Linked DNA regions of Homo sapiens: region 1 is linked to region 2. The links are chromatin loops, found by intact Hi-C in ENCODE. Cell type or tissue: A673. All regions are shown on one strand.

Evidence for each region. Hi-C counts contacts between places; a loop is a spot of excess contacts. Peaks named below come from ENCODE experiments on the same cell type or tissue, not always from the same donor. Only the 100,000 strongest peaks of a DNase experiment are listed, where the experiment ranks them.
Region 1: a loop joins it to region 2, with 4 times the contacts of the local background. A loop is called at or near these places in 2 of 110 quality-filtered maps.

The regions. Positions count from the first base shown.
Region 1 is chr15:46,087,185-46,095,184 of GRCh38, forward strand. No RefSeq gene overlaps it. Among named protein-coding and RNA genes, the nearest start is that of SQOR, 460 kb to the left of the region's middle. RefSeq lists a silencer at 7,727-8,000. In A673, a CTCF peak has its summit at 4,855 (motif pointing right); DNase peaks (open chromatin) are centred at 1,857, 2,627 and 4,877; H3K27ac peaks cover 1,169 bases.
Region 2 is chr15:47,180,750-47,188,749 of GRCh38, forward strand. It overlaps a transcript of SEMA6D not described here. Among named protein-coding and RNA genes, the nearest start is that of SEMA6D, 530 kb to the right of the region's middle. In A673, no CTCF peak of the experiment used is centred here; DNase peaks (open chromatin) are centred at 3,562, 3,912 and 4,392; H3K4me3 peaks cover 2,262 bases; H3K27ac peaks cover 1,571 bases.

The DNA of each region.
Region 1 (8,000 bases), 1.1 Mb before region 2:
ATGTATCTATTTTCTAAAAAGTTCAAATGAGCTGTCAAATACCAACTGTTTTTTCTAAATCAAAAATTGAGATCTAGTGTGCTTTTTATTTCCTAGATAACTTCCCCCTTGCAGCCTTCTATTCTCTAGCACTGTCAGGATTGATTATTCTCTGGGCATGACTTATTACTCATCTGAGACTTCATTTCTCTGCTCTCCAATGTTCAAGCTCCTCTTTCCTGAATCAAAAGCTCCTCTTTTCATTCAGGAAAGCTCCTCTTTCCTGAATAACAACAATCTTACTGTTGTTATTGTCATCATTGTTTACAACCTTGGTTTGATGGAATGCATCCTTCATTAGTACCTGAGACAAAGTGCATGAAAGGTATATTTTAGTTCCAGGTCTGAAAATGTCTTTTTCAACCTGGATTCCTCTGCCTATGCAAACCACCAATCAAGTGTGAGGGTAGACCACCATTTTTTTGGGTCAGAATTTTGACGATATTTTGCTATTGCCTTCATATATCTAGTGTTGATGTTAAGAGTTCCAAAGACATTCTGATTCTCATTTCTTTTTTTTGTGACTTACTTCTCCCCTCTGGAAAATTTTAGGGTCTTATATAGTCTCTGTTGTTTAGTAACATAAATTTGAGTCTTTTGTAGTTTTAGGCTTTTACATGATTTTAAAGGGTAGCTGATTATGTTCGTTTTTCCTTACTAAGATTAAAGACTGACATCTTCAGAATAGAATATCAGTTTTAATGCACAAAAGAATGAACCTATGTATACAGTCAATACCACACTCATATTCAAACAAACATGTTGGTTCAACCCCATATTTACAAGTTTATCCCACAAGTTTATATGTACAAACTTGTGATGTCTTAAAGCACGAGTGTACAATGTATTCCATATGTAGTATTAAAATGAATGCACTGTTATTTTTCTGTAAAAATGGAAAAAAGGGTCTATCATACTCAATTCCAAACAACCAAAAAGGCAAGTGAAAACATTTTAATGTAATTAATAATGTCTATATAGGATATACAAATGTATATGTATAGGAGACTGCTTTATCATTGAATACTTATTATATTGTAAGCTTTATGAGGAAGGAGTTTGTTTCTAGCTAAATTTTAGAATGTTATATATATGATTTAACACATAAAATATATTTACATATAGATGCATGTAAATATGTGTATATATAAATATATAAATGTGTATATATTTATATTTACACACATGTATATATGTGTATATATGTGTATATAAATTACATATATACATATGTGTTATAAAGCAAATGTATATACTACATAGATACATATAATGTGTAATATATTTATATACATATGTGTGTAAATATAAACAAGTTATATATTTATATATAAACATACAACATATATAAAATATATGTAAATATATAAATTATTATATAACCATAAATATATATATATTTATTACTGCTGGGTTACTACTGCAAGAACATTTCCTGCTAATGGCATCCACCCAACTTTGAGAAGTACTCTCATTCCTTATACTTCTACAAGTACTTTTTTCCAACTTCTCACATTCTTGCGACTTACTCAGAATAGAGCGTAAGCTTACACATTCACTAACATCCTTATCTTTTTCTAATTCTTTTTAGGCATTATTTTCTTATAAATGATTTTTAATTCTATAAAATGAGAGGACACAGATTTATATCAGAAGAGATAAGGCCAAGGGAAATACTATGTTTTCAGAGGCATGATTAGCTCCTTTAATACTTTTGTTATTTGCTCAGAAAGTGACAGAAACATAATCCTGAATGGAATGTCTACTGCAGCTCTCATGAATGACTTGGTGGTGCATATAGTCTTCGGTATCTGGGGAATACAAGTACATAGAGGAAACATGACTAATTTAGTTTCCTGCCTCAGGAAAATCAAAGTTATGGGTAAACACTTGGCTCCTGTAGACAAAAGTTAGTAAAACAATGGCTTCTATTCTACAGATTTATTTGACTTAACAATTTTCTTGCCTGTAGAGTTAAGAATTGAGACAAAACCTTACCTAGTTGCCAAAGAAAATTCCCAGGGCATAATCTGATCTCAACATAAGGCTTTTGTCACAGGAAAAGAGACACAAAAAATGACAAATGCAGGTACAGTCTGGATGGAACACAGCATGCCTTTCTTGAAATGGAAAGGACATCTGCTTGTTGCCTATTTGTATATGCTTCCCATTCACTTTAATGCTTAGAGAATAAAACAGATTGGGGATCTTGGGAAACAGGGTTCAAACTATAAGAATCCCTACTGGCTGTCCTGTAGAGAGTTAATAGCTAATGTGGATAGAGGCAGTGACCAGCCTCCATTTCATCTTCCTATTGTCTGCTAGAGCAGCATGTAATCTATTTCAGGCATCTGCAACTGGAGGGAAAACATGCCAATTATTTTTATTGATCTAAAGCCTTCACAGGTGGGACACCTTGCCAGGGTGGCATATGGAAATTTAGATAAGGAAATGATTGCAGAGACACGAAAAGGGCTTTGCTATTCGGAAGGAATGTGTAGGCCTTAAAAAAAATGAACAGACACTTGGTATTCCAGAGCTTAAGAGCACCAAAGATGAATTATGCAGTCGCAGCAATGGAAATTGATTACTAAGCCTTCGATGAGTCACATGCCTTAGGAATTAAGTACCCCAATCTATTATTGTCAGTATCCTGATGGGTCAACCAGGCTGTGAATGGGAATTTGCATTAAATTGATTTGAGTGTTTTTTCTTGAACTAACATCACTCAATCAAGGGACACATTCAGACAGAGCTAGATAAGTCTGACTGAATTTGATTTGGAAAAGCAGAGTAGCAAGGAATTAGCAGGCAGAATTTAAAAATGCCATAAATCTGGCATTGCAAACTGGGCTGGGAAAAGCAGGTGACCAATCTCTGTGCCACAAACAGTGTATAAAATCAAAGCAAATTTGTTTCTCATCTCCGTAGCATGTTGACATAGTCATGGATTGCAAAAATCATCAGGTAACACAGAGGGCTGCTTCCATAAGATCTGATCCAGAAACAATGAAGTATTTGCCATCTATTCAGGGCCAAGAGTCTATATTTCTAGCATACATTTGCTGTGCAATGATCTTTTGACCCCAGGAAAGTCACTTACTTTACATGTAAAGAAGCTTTATGTGAAGAGGGTAAGTAAACTAGATGACCTCAGATCCACTCAGGTTTAACACTGTGTGATGATGTGGGTCCAAAAATATCAAGTGACAAATTTCACTTAGACATTTGATGTTCTTTGCAGTTTAGATGCCGGGATCCACAAGGAGCTTTAGTTGTAATGTGTACCCTGTCATGACACATAAGTGATGGTTTAGGGAGGGCATAAATCCCCAGGGGCTATGGTGGGTTGGGAAGTTTTGAGATGGATTTTGAAAGACACTGATTGAGGCATTGATGCTCAAAATGATTTGGATTCATTAACAAATTGTGAATAAAGTAAGTTCTTTTTTATGTACTATTAACCATTCACCTACATATGCTAATAAGGATTCAGTTATTTTCTTAGAATGGTAGGGAAAGGGCATTAAACACTTACAGGATAGTCATTTACAGTAAGAGTAAAATGTGAATTCTCAGAGAACCTACATCATCTTTACATTTTAGCTTGATCTAGAAAACACATGTAACTTTGACGTATTGTAGTGTTGTTCTTAGTTGGTTGAAGAATACTTAGAATGATCATAACTCACTAATGTTCACCTGTACTAACCACTAAGCTAAAAATTTGGTAACATGAGGTTACTGGTTTACTGATCAGGCAGGACTTGGGGGAGTAGTAGATGTCCTGTTATCAGTGTCTAGAGTCTCTTTCATTTCCATTCTGTCTGTTCCTAGGATTGTCATGGTAACATTGTCATGGAATCCTTACTGTTGATCACTGCCTGGCAGAAGTCTGACAAGTATTAGAATATAGGCTGTATTGCTCCATTCCCCTTTTATGGCTCCCTCTGCTATTGCAAAATATAGAAATCACTGACAATGAATGTGTCTTTAATCATGCTGTAACTTAGTATTCATAGAACATACATCTTTAGATGTTTAGGTTATATATTTGCTTGGTTTAAAATACAGGAAATGTTTCTTAAAGATCAATACCTTAAAAATTACTTTATCCCTTGAAATTTGCTCTTAAGCAGAAGTTGGTAAACTTTTGGAGACAAATCATTTGCACAAGAAATCTCATCTTCTGAATATGTTACCATTTGAAGCTATAGCACTCAATATTTTTTCCTCATGGCAAATTAGGGTTGTTCAGTCAAACTCCATTCAGGTTGAAGCACAGGTTCTATTGAATCCTTGTTTGAACTAGAAATCTAGCTATTAAAGTCCACAACAGTACACTAAAGATAAAATTACTGTGTTATAATACCCTAGTGAATGTATGGAGTGTATTGAAGCCCAAATGACAAAGTTAGATAGAAATCACGCAAAAGAAGTTGAGAATCCATTTTCAAGTATGTAAAAGTGTAGTCAGGAAGTGATTTTCAAATAGTATGAAATGTGTATATCATCCTTGTCTATTAAACCTATAGAAAGAGCCTGGGGAAATAAATGTAGAGATAACACTATTTGTATTACTTCCAGTACCAAGGGGAGATGATCTTAGACTCAATATTCAGTAGGTCTTCAGACATGTTTAGGATGCCCCAGGAATGTGCAGATCTGCGTTGGAAGGGTAGAAACGGGAATGAAAGCAAATGGTAAGGATCCATGGAACGAAATATGGGGTGGAGATAGCAGCGTTTCCACCAAACTTCTATCGAAATTGGTAGAAATTAGTCTGGAAAAGTATTTGATTAACATTTCCTCAGCCACTAGGGGGCCTCAGTTGAATGTGTGTTGTTTATCTCCTGGCCCTTCTTCCTCAAGCTGCGCTGCCTCCCCATTCTGATCCTAGAAAGATAAATTGCTGGTCAGTGTTTATACAGATGTCATGGTCCCAGTTGCCAGTTGCATCTATAGTGACCTTCAAAGAGAGGAGACAGAAATAAGCGAGAACGTAGGCTCACTTTTGTGGTTCACCCTACTTAAGAGGGACTGTATTTCTGAATAACAAAATCCTACAGGTGACCGGGCGCGGTGGCTCATGCCTATAATCCCAGCACTTTGGGAGGCTGAGGCGGCGGGGGGGTGGGGGAGAAATCACCTGAGGTCGGGGGTTCGAGACCAGCCTGACCAACATGGAGAAACCCTGTCTCTACTAAAAACACAAAAAATTAGCCGGGCGTGGTGGCGCATGCCTATAATCCCAGCTACTCGGGAGGCTGAGGCAGGAGAATCGCTCCCGGGAGGCGGAAGTTGCCTTGAGCCGACATTGAGCCATTGCACTCCAGCCTGGGCAACAACAGCGAAACTCCGTCTCAAAAATAAATAAAAAATCCTACTGGCTGCTTTTACGTATGAGGTGCGGTGTTGTGGAAAGTCATAATTTTTCAAATAAATCCATGTTTATACTTTAACCATTAAGTCATGGAAAATAATGATAGCCAGGAACCAATCTAAAATTCAGCAAAAAGAAGTCAATACAATATTATGTTCTAGGTTCTAGAATGTATGGAAACCATATCAAGCAACAATTTAAGTCTGGGGTAACTATTAAACTCTTCAGAGACTTTCCCCTGGAGTGACTGAGGCCATGATTACCATGCCCTTCTCTGGCTAGGGTTGTAGGAATTTTTCCATTTATAGTGATAATTGGGCAACTCAGTTCCAAGAAGTACCCAAGTCGGCCACCTGTGTAAAAGCAGTCCTAACTCCTCCTCATGATCAGGGTCAAGTTCCTCTACCAAGATTGTGACTTTTTTCTTACTTTCTAATTCCTGGATACAAGTAGGCCAAAGTGCCCTTGAGCCAACTATAGCTTACCATTCAATGAGATACTTGCTATGTTTTGCATGAAAGTGTTAGCACTTTGGGCATCAGAACCTTTCCCTGCAGCAACTTTGCACTGTCCCCTTCCTGAAGACGAAATATTGTGTTTGATTTACCCCTTTGGCTATTGGTGGGGCAGTTTTAGAAGCTTCCACGTAGCCTGTAGGATTAAAGATTTCACAGGGGAAAGCAGCAACCCTAATATAGAAGTTTCACCAATTGTCAAACATGCTAAGTTCAATTATGTATCCTGGAAGTATGGAGATGATCACCATATAGGTCTGCAGATCAAGCTGACCCATTGTAAAGTGGACATTAGCCATTTATTATCTGGCCCTTATGTGCTTCAACTCTAACAGAGGGCCATCATACTGCTTTGGGCTTCCAGGTTTCATTGTCAATTCATACCCATTTTCAAACAATCCTTAAAATGTTTGGGAATTCTCTTTTTCCTCAATGTTTAGTTTCCTTGAGTAAATGGCCAAAAGACCCTTTGGGGAAAATAATCAAATATTACCATGTATAGTACCTAAGACTTTGTAGGAATCTTCATAATACAGACTGGGTCTGAAAACTGGTTCACATCTAGAAATTGCATAATGAATTATGACTTTTTAATGGGGTGCCCTCCCTCAGACTCCTTGACATCCATCATTTATTTCCTTTGTTGGTACAAGTTGAGTAGTATCCTTGTTGGCTGCCCGCCTGTTTTGCTCCTAGGGTGGTTGCTATGTTCCATCAACCATCAACACAGTTTTTTGTGAGTTAGGTCCCTTTGATTGCCACTCCAGTCTTTCCACTCACCATGATAATTGTGGCCTTTTGGCTTGGCTTCTATGTTTTGGGGTCTTATCCCCTTTACCATAACTAAGCCAAGTTCCGTAACAACATTTCCAAACATCATGCCTGATGTATAGTGTAAAGCTGCTGTTTCACATCTTAATGAGGCTGGTGCCCTTCTCAATAGCATTTTTTTTTTCTGGTATTAGTAAATGGTGTCTGCCATGAGCTTTCTTCTGGAGTATATCACCTGGCAGGTCTTCAAGTGAATATAGTATAGCCATTCTACCATGCTGCCTTTCCTAAGTATTTTAATCCATTCTTCAACCATCTTCCATGTAAAAGCTAGGATTTTGCTTCTCCAGCATAGGCCATTTTTTCTCTGTATTTCTAGGAGTCATGGTAGTAACAAGTTCATACTATTTCCTGGAATTCTTGCTAAGATGTTAAACTGTGTATCTCTCCCATGTCAATATATTTCTTACCCAATTTTAACTCCCTGGAGATGGAGTGAAGAGTTTATTGACTTGGGGGTATTCTGGCCCCCTTAAACCAGCACTGTTATAATTCAGCCTCATGTGTATGCCCTTGATTTCTGCCCATGCATTCTGGCTATACTTTGCAGGTCCTTTGTGGCATAGTCTCTTTCTTCCCTCTTCAACCAAGTATATCCTTGGGCTATGCTGTCAGCTTTGACAACTGACTGCCATCTTGTTCTAGAGGCTGTCTTTGTGTTCCATCTACTGCCAGTGATGGGGTCCTCATTGTGAGCCAGGCAGCCAGCAGTGCTTTAGCTCCAAAGCCCCATCTTATCACCCACTCTCTGACTGTTCTCAATACCAACTCTCTTAGTTTTGGTTTTCTGAAAGGAAACACTGAGATGAAGTTTGGGGTATGTTATATTTATTAGGAATCAATACCTGTGAAAGAAAAGTGAAGGAGGCATGATTGGGCAGAGGAAGAAATAAAAATGAGAGGCAGGCCCAACAGAGCTTTAGCTAACCTTGCAGAGAGCTCTGGTGCAACGACTGCACATCAGAGTTGCATAAGTCAGGAAGGAATTGCCTCTTTTATATTTCTTTACTGAATTTCCAGGTGTGAGCTCTCTGGGGAAGAGAATGACCTTGGGCAAGGCAGCTCTTTGCGGGCAAGGCAGCTCTTTGCAGCCAAGGCAGACTTTGAAGGAGCTGACAGCCAAAGGCTGTTTGCATTATCTATTGTGATTGGTAGACATGGGAAAACTCCCTCCTTCTCCCTGCTTCAAGGAAGGACTTCCTGCCAGGTTGCAGTCAGGAAACTGTACTTTT
Region 2 (8,000 bases):
AAACTGTTTATCTGTAATTTGTATTTAACTGGATGTAATTTGTATTAACTGGATATTTTATCTGGTGGTCCCAGTTAAAAAGAAATATAATACCTTCATCAAGGTTCTTAATTTAACGTACTAGAGCATCTCAGAGGTCAAGAGAGCCTGAATTACATTCTAGAAGAATTTATGTATTTTTTCATTTTACAAATTAACACTTTTAACTATAATGAATAATGAATATGTTCACTAGATAATTATAGCATACATATTTAAAATTAAACCAGATATTGATTTTTTATATTTTATTTTATTGTGGTAAGAACACTTAAAGGAGATCTTACCCTCTTAAATTTTTAAGTGTATAATACATTATTGTTGCCTATAGGTACAATGCTGTACAGCAGATCTCTTGTGCTTGCCCATCTCACTTGACTGAAACTTTATGTCTGTTGATTAGTAATGCCTCCTTCTTACTTACTAGCAGTAGGGTAGTTCTGGCACTATTATACAAGGATGCTAAAATCCTAAATAAAATATTAGTAAATTAAAAAAATTGTAAACTATCATGTACTTTAGGCAATATGGTTGGGTAGTGAGCAACAAATTTAAATTTTCAAGTCTACTTTAAATCATATAAGTATATCCCAGTTATTGTATGTATTTATTATTTGGAGATAATGGCAAAGTCTAGATCGGAAGGCTTTTATATAATATGCTGAGAGCTAAATGTTCCTCTCTCCTCCTCCTTCACTCCCCACAAATGATTGGCTTCATTGGCCACAGAAGAGAAAATTGATCAATTGCTTGAAATATCTTTTTGTTTCATCCCCAGGTATTGAAAGTCATCTTGCAGATTTGGGAACTGTATTTTCATTTCCTTTGGCTGTTGTAACAAATTACCACAAACTTGGTGATTTAAAACAATATACACTTATTTCTGTACAGTTCTGGAGGCCAGAAGTCCAAAATCACTTTCACTGGACAGAAATCAATATGAAAGCAGGATTGTGCTTCCTTGAGAAGCTCTTGGAGAGAATTCCTTCCTTGCCTCTTCCAGCTTCTGGTGGCTGCTGCCATTCATTGGCTTGTGACTGCATCATTCCAATCTTTGTCTCTGTGGTCACATTCCCTTTTCCTCTTCTGTGTCTCAAATTTCCTTCTGTCTCCTACTTAAAAGGACCTATGATTGCACTTAAGGCCCACGCTGATAATCCAGGATAATCTCCCCTTCTCAGGATTCTTAATTTCATCACATCTGCAAAATCCATTTTCTTCCATATAAAGTAACAGAGTTTCTAGGGGATTAGAACATGGGTATCTGTGGGGGCCATTATTTAACCTGCCACAGGAACTGACATTGCTCACTGCTGGGTCCCTGAAGAACACAAATTGGCTTGTTGGTGGGCTTGGCCAGGAATCGGTTTAGCTGGAGATGCCTTTCACTGATTGTGAAGGAGGTCCTAGAACCCAAACGTGAAGGCTCAGCGATCTGTCACGCACACCTGATGTCATGAGCATGGACCATGTCCCTCTCATGTTTCAAATACAGGCCACAGGTAGGGTCCATAGTCCCACCACAGAAAGCAGTTCTTGTGGTATTGAGGTCAATTATATGTCCTCAAAAACCTGAAGTTCTACCCATTTCATTACCGTCTCTTCTTCCTGCTATGATGCTAAGTGTGGATGGGTAAACATTCATTATTTTTAAAATGCTCATTAACATGTATTAGGTGCCAGGGATTATGGCAGGCCATTTAAAGCATGGTGGTCGAGAAAGCAGCCTCTGAAGCAGATTGCCAGGGATCTAATTTCTGCTCCACTAATTACTGGCTATGTGATATACCTCTATGCCTATGTTCCCCGACTATAAAATAGGCTCTATCTCACAAGGTTGTTGAGGATTAAATGAGCTATTATGTGTTAATGCTTGGACCAATGGCTGGCTGCTACCTGATCTTTGGTCTCTCTAGACTTAACAAATGTTAATTACTATTTATTTGAATGGAGAAACCAAAGAGATATGGAGCCCTGTGTGAGACACAGGGATAGCTAAGGCAAGATATGTTCATGAAAGTAATTTTAAGTTTAGGAGTTAAGACAATAAGTTTAACAAGAGGTCTGAGCATTGAGAGGTGTTTGTTTATTGTTTTTTAGAACTCTGACTTAAGTGAGTCAAGCAAGAGAAGAGAAAGAGGGAGGGAAAAATAAATGCTATTTTTGGAGGAAAGATGGTTGGGTAAGCTCTCTGTGGTACTGGTAGGCAGGTTTTGCATGTGGCTGGGTAGCTGGGCAGTCAAGTATTGCATTAACGCCAGCCTGATGCAGCTTGGGCTGGTGTGAAGAACCATGGGATCTCTAAGGCTTAGGGGTCTTCACATTTAGTGACCACCAAGTTACCAACCTGAGTATCATCTTAGAAAAAGTGGGTAATACTTACAAGGAAGACTTGTTTCAAGAATTAAAGGAACGTATGAGCAATCATCCAGCTAACTCCAAAATGCTTTGTTTTCCACAGGACTAATTATATGGGATACAAGCCAAGCATACAAATTGAAGTCTTCCTTCCTTTAAATACCACATAAAACCACCAAAGCTTGCCTCATATTTAAGGGACATTCACTCCTTGAACATTGTTTGAATACGTACTGTATGCCGAGGACCACACTAGGAGCTGTTGACAAAGTTATGAATATGAGTATGAATTATTTCTGCCTGAACAAACTTACAGACCAATAGTTCTGCCTAGAGAAACTTAAAGACCAGTAGTAGAGGAAGTAATCCAAACAGGAAAATGTCACATGAGTGATAGGTATTATCATGAAACTAAGAACAGAATGCTGAGGGAAGCCCTTAGAAAGGAACTTCTCATTGTCTGCAGAAACAGGGAAAAGTAAATATAAAAATATTTCCACAACAATAACAGCGAGGAAGCGGGCTCATTAGAAAAGGGCACGTGTGGCTTGGATTGGGGTAAAGAGGGTGTTCTGGAACTTTGTGGGCCTTTTTGCATATGGAGAAAAGCTGGGCTGACAGTCTAACTCCAAAGGCCAATGAACAGCGGTTAGATGATTAACACCTGGGAATACATTTCTACAGTATTAAAAGTGATATGTAGCTCATTTAAAGAAATACATCTTAATATGTAGTACACAATATATCTAAACCATCGCAACGACAAAATCAAAGCAAGGTCCTTTGCACCGAAGGGCCTGGGGAGATGTGGGCGAAGACCCCAGGACCTTTCCCCTGCTCAGAGACCAAAGGGTTTTCAGAGCGGAGGTGGGGGCTCCCGGCAGGGGAAGTTAGAGCCGAGGGAGCGGCAGGAGCACGTGGGCTGAGTGGGGGTGGGAGGACGCAGACGGCGGAGTAACCGGTGGAAGTGTCAAAGAGGAAGGAGTGGAGGGCTGCTGAGGTGACAGGGTGTGGTCTGTGAGGGAGCGGACGAACCCGGAGAAGAGAGCAGAGAGACCCACCAGGACTAGGAGGCAGCGGGGAGCGTGCCTGCGTCGCTCGGAGCGGTGACAGCAAGGAGCGCAGCGCGGAGGCCGGGCGGCAAGGGGAGTTTCCAGTCCTCGATAAGTGGAGTCCCTGCTCTGCGCTGCGCCAGCGCCTTCCGCCTGGGCCCGCGGTGCTAGACACCTGCCGAGTCCGAAGCGGGAGTCAGGCTGAGCCTTCGGCCCCCAAGTAAGTCTTCCCTTTTCTCTCCATTTCTCCTCCGTCGCCTTTACTTCTTTATCTGCGAAGCGAGGAGCTGCTGACGGAGGTTCTGCGCGAAAAGCGCACCGGGGAGCTCTGGCGGCGTCCAGGATGCTCCAGCCTCCCGGCGCGCCGCGGCCGGCGCAGAGACCCGACCGCGAGGCCCGCCGCCCGGTTCCCGTGCGCAGCATGGCCCGAGGCGGCGGCAGAGTTGTTGGCACTGATAAGACCCGTCTTTTGTGTCTTGCCCGATCCCGGAGCTGTGCCAGGCCGGGGGGAGGGAGCGGAAGCCACTTTATGGCTCGTGGCCCCACCTCTTGCCCCCACCCCAAATCCTCCGGGATTTCAAAATGCCGCGGACTCGGGCGCAAGTGAGCGCCAAACCCGCAAGCTGGGCGAGTTGGATCCGGGTCGGCAGCCGGCTGAACCGCCACGCTGCCCCGCTTTTTTTATTTTCTTTTTAGATACGGCATCTAATTGGTGGGTGCTGGGAGGCAGGGCTGGTTGGGTGAGCACGAGTACCTGGGTGTAGGGAACGACCTACCTTCTTGCTTTCCTTGGGGTTTAGAGGGGAAGGGGTGGGGGCACCCAGAGCCCCGAAGCCCGGAGCGTCCCGCGCTAGCGGGCTTGCGCGCGGCCGGCGAGCAGGCGTTCTCTGGGTGGGTCCCTTGTCTGGCTCATTGTTCGCGGTGACTGTTCTTGGGGCCAGGCTGAGCGACACAGACACCGCTCACCGGGCTGTAAATAAAAGTGACGACTTGGAGGAGTGGGGGTCAAGGCTGCCGGGAGGGAAAAGGCTTGCCCATTTTAGAAACCGACTTGGAGCTCGGAAGAGCAAACGTAGTCGACAGAGAAAACCGCTCCTGAGTGCGAAACTTAGATCTGACTCTAATTCACAGAGACAGCCTAGTAAATTAAACCCTCAGGAACAGGGCACGGTATTTCCCCCATTGAAATTGTTTTCAGAGTAACGAAGATGGAGTTTTAAGTGTTATTGACAGCTGGCCGCTTTCTCTTGCTAGCACCTGTTTCCCTTAAAGATTCCTGGGTGGGGTTTATTTTTTCGCCCCCTCCCTCCTTTTTTTAGAATGTGCATTTATTCCATTTGTGCCTTCAGCTAGTCGAGTTGCATGGTGCTGGGAGGAGAATCCATTTTTGAAAGCAAAGTGCAATTTCCACTCTACAAATGGCCAAGCACTGGTGTAGACGTCCATTGCTCCCCCACCCTGGCCGCATGCTAACATTCATGGAGGCAGACATGTGTACCCAGAATCAGAGGGAGCCGGTTATCCTCAGTTGGAGATCCCAAAAGACTTCTGCATACAGTTCCTTTCGTTGGATGGTAGATACTCTTATTTGACTTTCTTCCATTCTTTAAATTACAATGGTATCACCTGTTCATGGTGCCTATTCCTTAGCCCACTACAAAGGAGGATGCATTTTGCTGGGAAAAAAATGCTCTTTCTTTTTCTGAGGTCCGTGGGTAGTATTCAGAATAAGCTCTTGACAAGAGAAATTATTAAATTATTATGATTTCTTATATATGTGTGTATATATAAATATATATGTACAAGTTTACAATATTGTCTACAAATATACAATATTTGTGTATATATATGTGTATATATGTATGTATGTGTGCATGTATATATATGTGTGTGCATATATATATACACATATATAGTATTTGTAGCTGGTTGTAAATCCCAGTAGTTACTAATGCACCCAACTGACCTGGTTATATTTCACTTTGACATCCCTGATGGACCTGCTAAGTGTATCAATCTGATGAAGCCTGGAGTTCCAGCCCTCAGGAGAAGTACTTAACATGAACACCTCTCTATGACGGCAGTCTGATTCCACAGGGAAAAACCATGTAGTGGGAGTGTTGTTGAGGGTATGGAAAGCTGTATGATTTATTCCAAGGAGAGAAGAGAGAGTTAGGTAGAAGAAAATAAAAATGGAAACTGGGTAGGCATCCAGACCATACTCACGGTTCGACAAATATGTATGTGGAAAAGTGTATTTATTGTGTTCTCTCTCTCTCTTTTATCATAATGTTTATAACCTTAATGCTTTCATAGCAGCATTCGTACCTCTTTTTTTTTTTTGCTTAAAAACTATTATATTTTCAACTCTATTATTTTACATTTTCAATGCCGTTCGTGCCCACTGAATGCATTGGATTATCTTTTCAATTGTTCTTTTGTCTACTTGTATACCATGTCCAACTTAGTACAGGACCACATGAACAATGAATCAACCAGGTTCTAATGAAGATTAAGACATGAAGAGTATTCACAGCTATGTATAAACTGTATACTCATTTAACCATCTTCCCACATGACCAATTTTAGCTAGTAGCTTGTTCATCTTCTGAAGTCTCCAGACTCCAAATTCTTACCCAGATTGATTACTGCACTAAATCTTGATTGTGCAAAGAACAGAACTTAATTATTTTGGTCTCATTTGTCAGTCAGCAGTATTTAGTGTTGCCAAGATAATTATATCATTGAAGTATGCATGACTTTAAAATATGTTGAAAAAGGTCTTTCTAAACTTGTTCATAAAGAAAAAAAAAAGTCCTTGTGAAGCCATAATTTCACTGCTGTAGGCCTCCTGGCCATTCGCGTTTATTGAGTTTACTCTTCCACATGAAGAATGAACCATTGTTTTGTTGTCTAGGAACTGAAGGAAGATGGAAAGGGGGCATAGAAAATGAAGCACTTGTAAATGTTATTATTTTCTGTATTTGGAAAATAAATATTTTTAAGTAAATAACGATTATCTTCTTAAAGATACACTAAAACCTTATTAAGAGATCTGAGAAAAAAAGAATTTTCAAAATAGAAATGCTAGCTGCTTCTAAATATTCATAAAAGGTTGGTGTTTACAAACACATATATTTTTGAACCAATCTCAAGATTTTTATGTCTTTCTATGGAATTATGAAGTGTTATTCAATTATTATTAAAACATTGAAATCTCATCAAAACTTATATTTAAACGTACTGTCTTTTTGCAAGTGCTTTAATTGTAATAGCCTGTTTGTTGAGATTAAAAAGAACATCATTGATGTCATGGTGTGCTTTGCATTTTAAAATAGTGGCTAATGAATTACAAACATTCATTACTCAACAACTACTTGCTGAAATTTCTCAGGACCCCCAAATAGAGATTTATTTGTACTATATACTATCATTCATGCCCTTGCTGAGTTTATGTTGATACCCTTTTTCTTCTTCAAAATTAATTGCCTTTTAAATTAATACTATGTTGGGTCTGACTCTTTTGTTATTTTTCTCCTATGTCATAAATTTATGTGCAAATATCTTCAGCATTGTCTGGTTAGAGAACTTACTGTTGAAAACGTGGGAATTAGTGGGGGGAGGGGTGAAGAGAGAAGAACAACTTTTATTAAACCTGGAGTCAGGACTTAAGACAGGAAAAGAAGGGCAAGTTTCATTTAATAAAATTCACTGAGGAATTTGTCTTTGACCTTTAAAAGTCCGAGCTGTGTAGTACATAATATACATTTGGGTAAATCAGGCACTAACTTCATAAAGCATAAGGCAAAATAAGAGAGTTTCATGGTGTCTTTGCTTTGCTACATTTGAATGGTGGCTTTAATTCCACTCACTTTTTTATTTTTGGGGGATGCTGTTCTATTTATGTAAAAATGGATATCGTCAATGTTTATTTTGGGAACATTTTATTTTAAAAGCTTAGTTTCTTCTATGAGTTTAGCTCTTATTAAATGTTTACTAAGAAAGATGATGTTTGATTCAGTTTTCATAACTAAATGCAACTAGAAACACATTGATTAAGTGATTCAAATAAGCCCATTTAAATACTAAATTTAGTCTTCTCTTTCACAAGCTATTGTGAAGAAAATGCTTTGAATTAGATTTTTATTTTAATAACCAATATTCATTTATATTTCCTGTAACGTGAAGACTAACATTAATGGGTAATAAAAATGAAACATTTGTGAAATGAGGAGATATAAGACAATGCAAATTAATGATTGTGTGTACTCTTGATACCTAGCTTTTTTTCTGATAAATTAGTATTTTTAATCTCAGGGGTAATGTAGATTTCTTAACTGATTACATTTTCTTTTTGCTTTAGGCACAAGAAAGCTCAGAGCCCATGGGAGATTTAATTTATTATCATATAAGACTCCTTGGAATGAATATATGTGTTATCTTTCCAAATGACCTTACTTTATTCTACTTATGTATACAATTTCTCTGTCATAATGTCTTATTTTGTTTTTCTTTTTCAATTGTGGAAGAAGGCAGATCATCAAAGTTGTT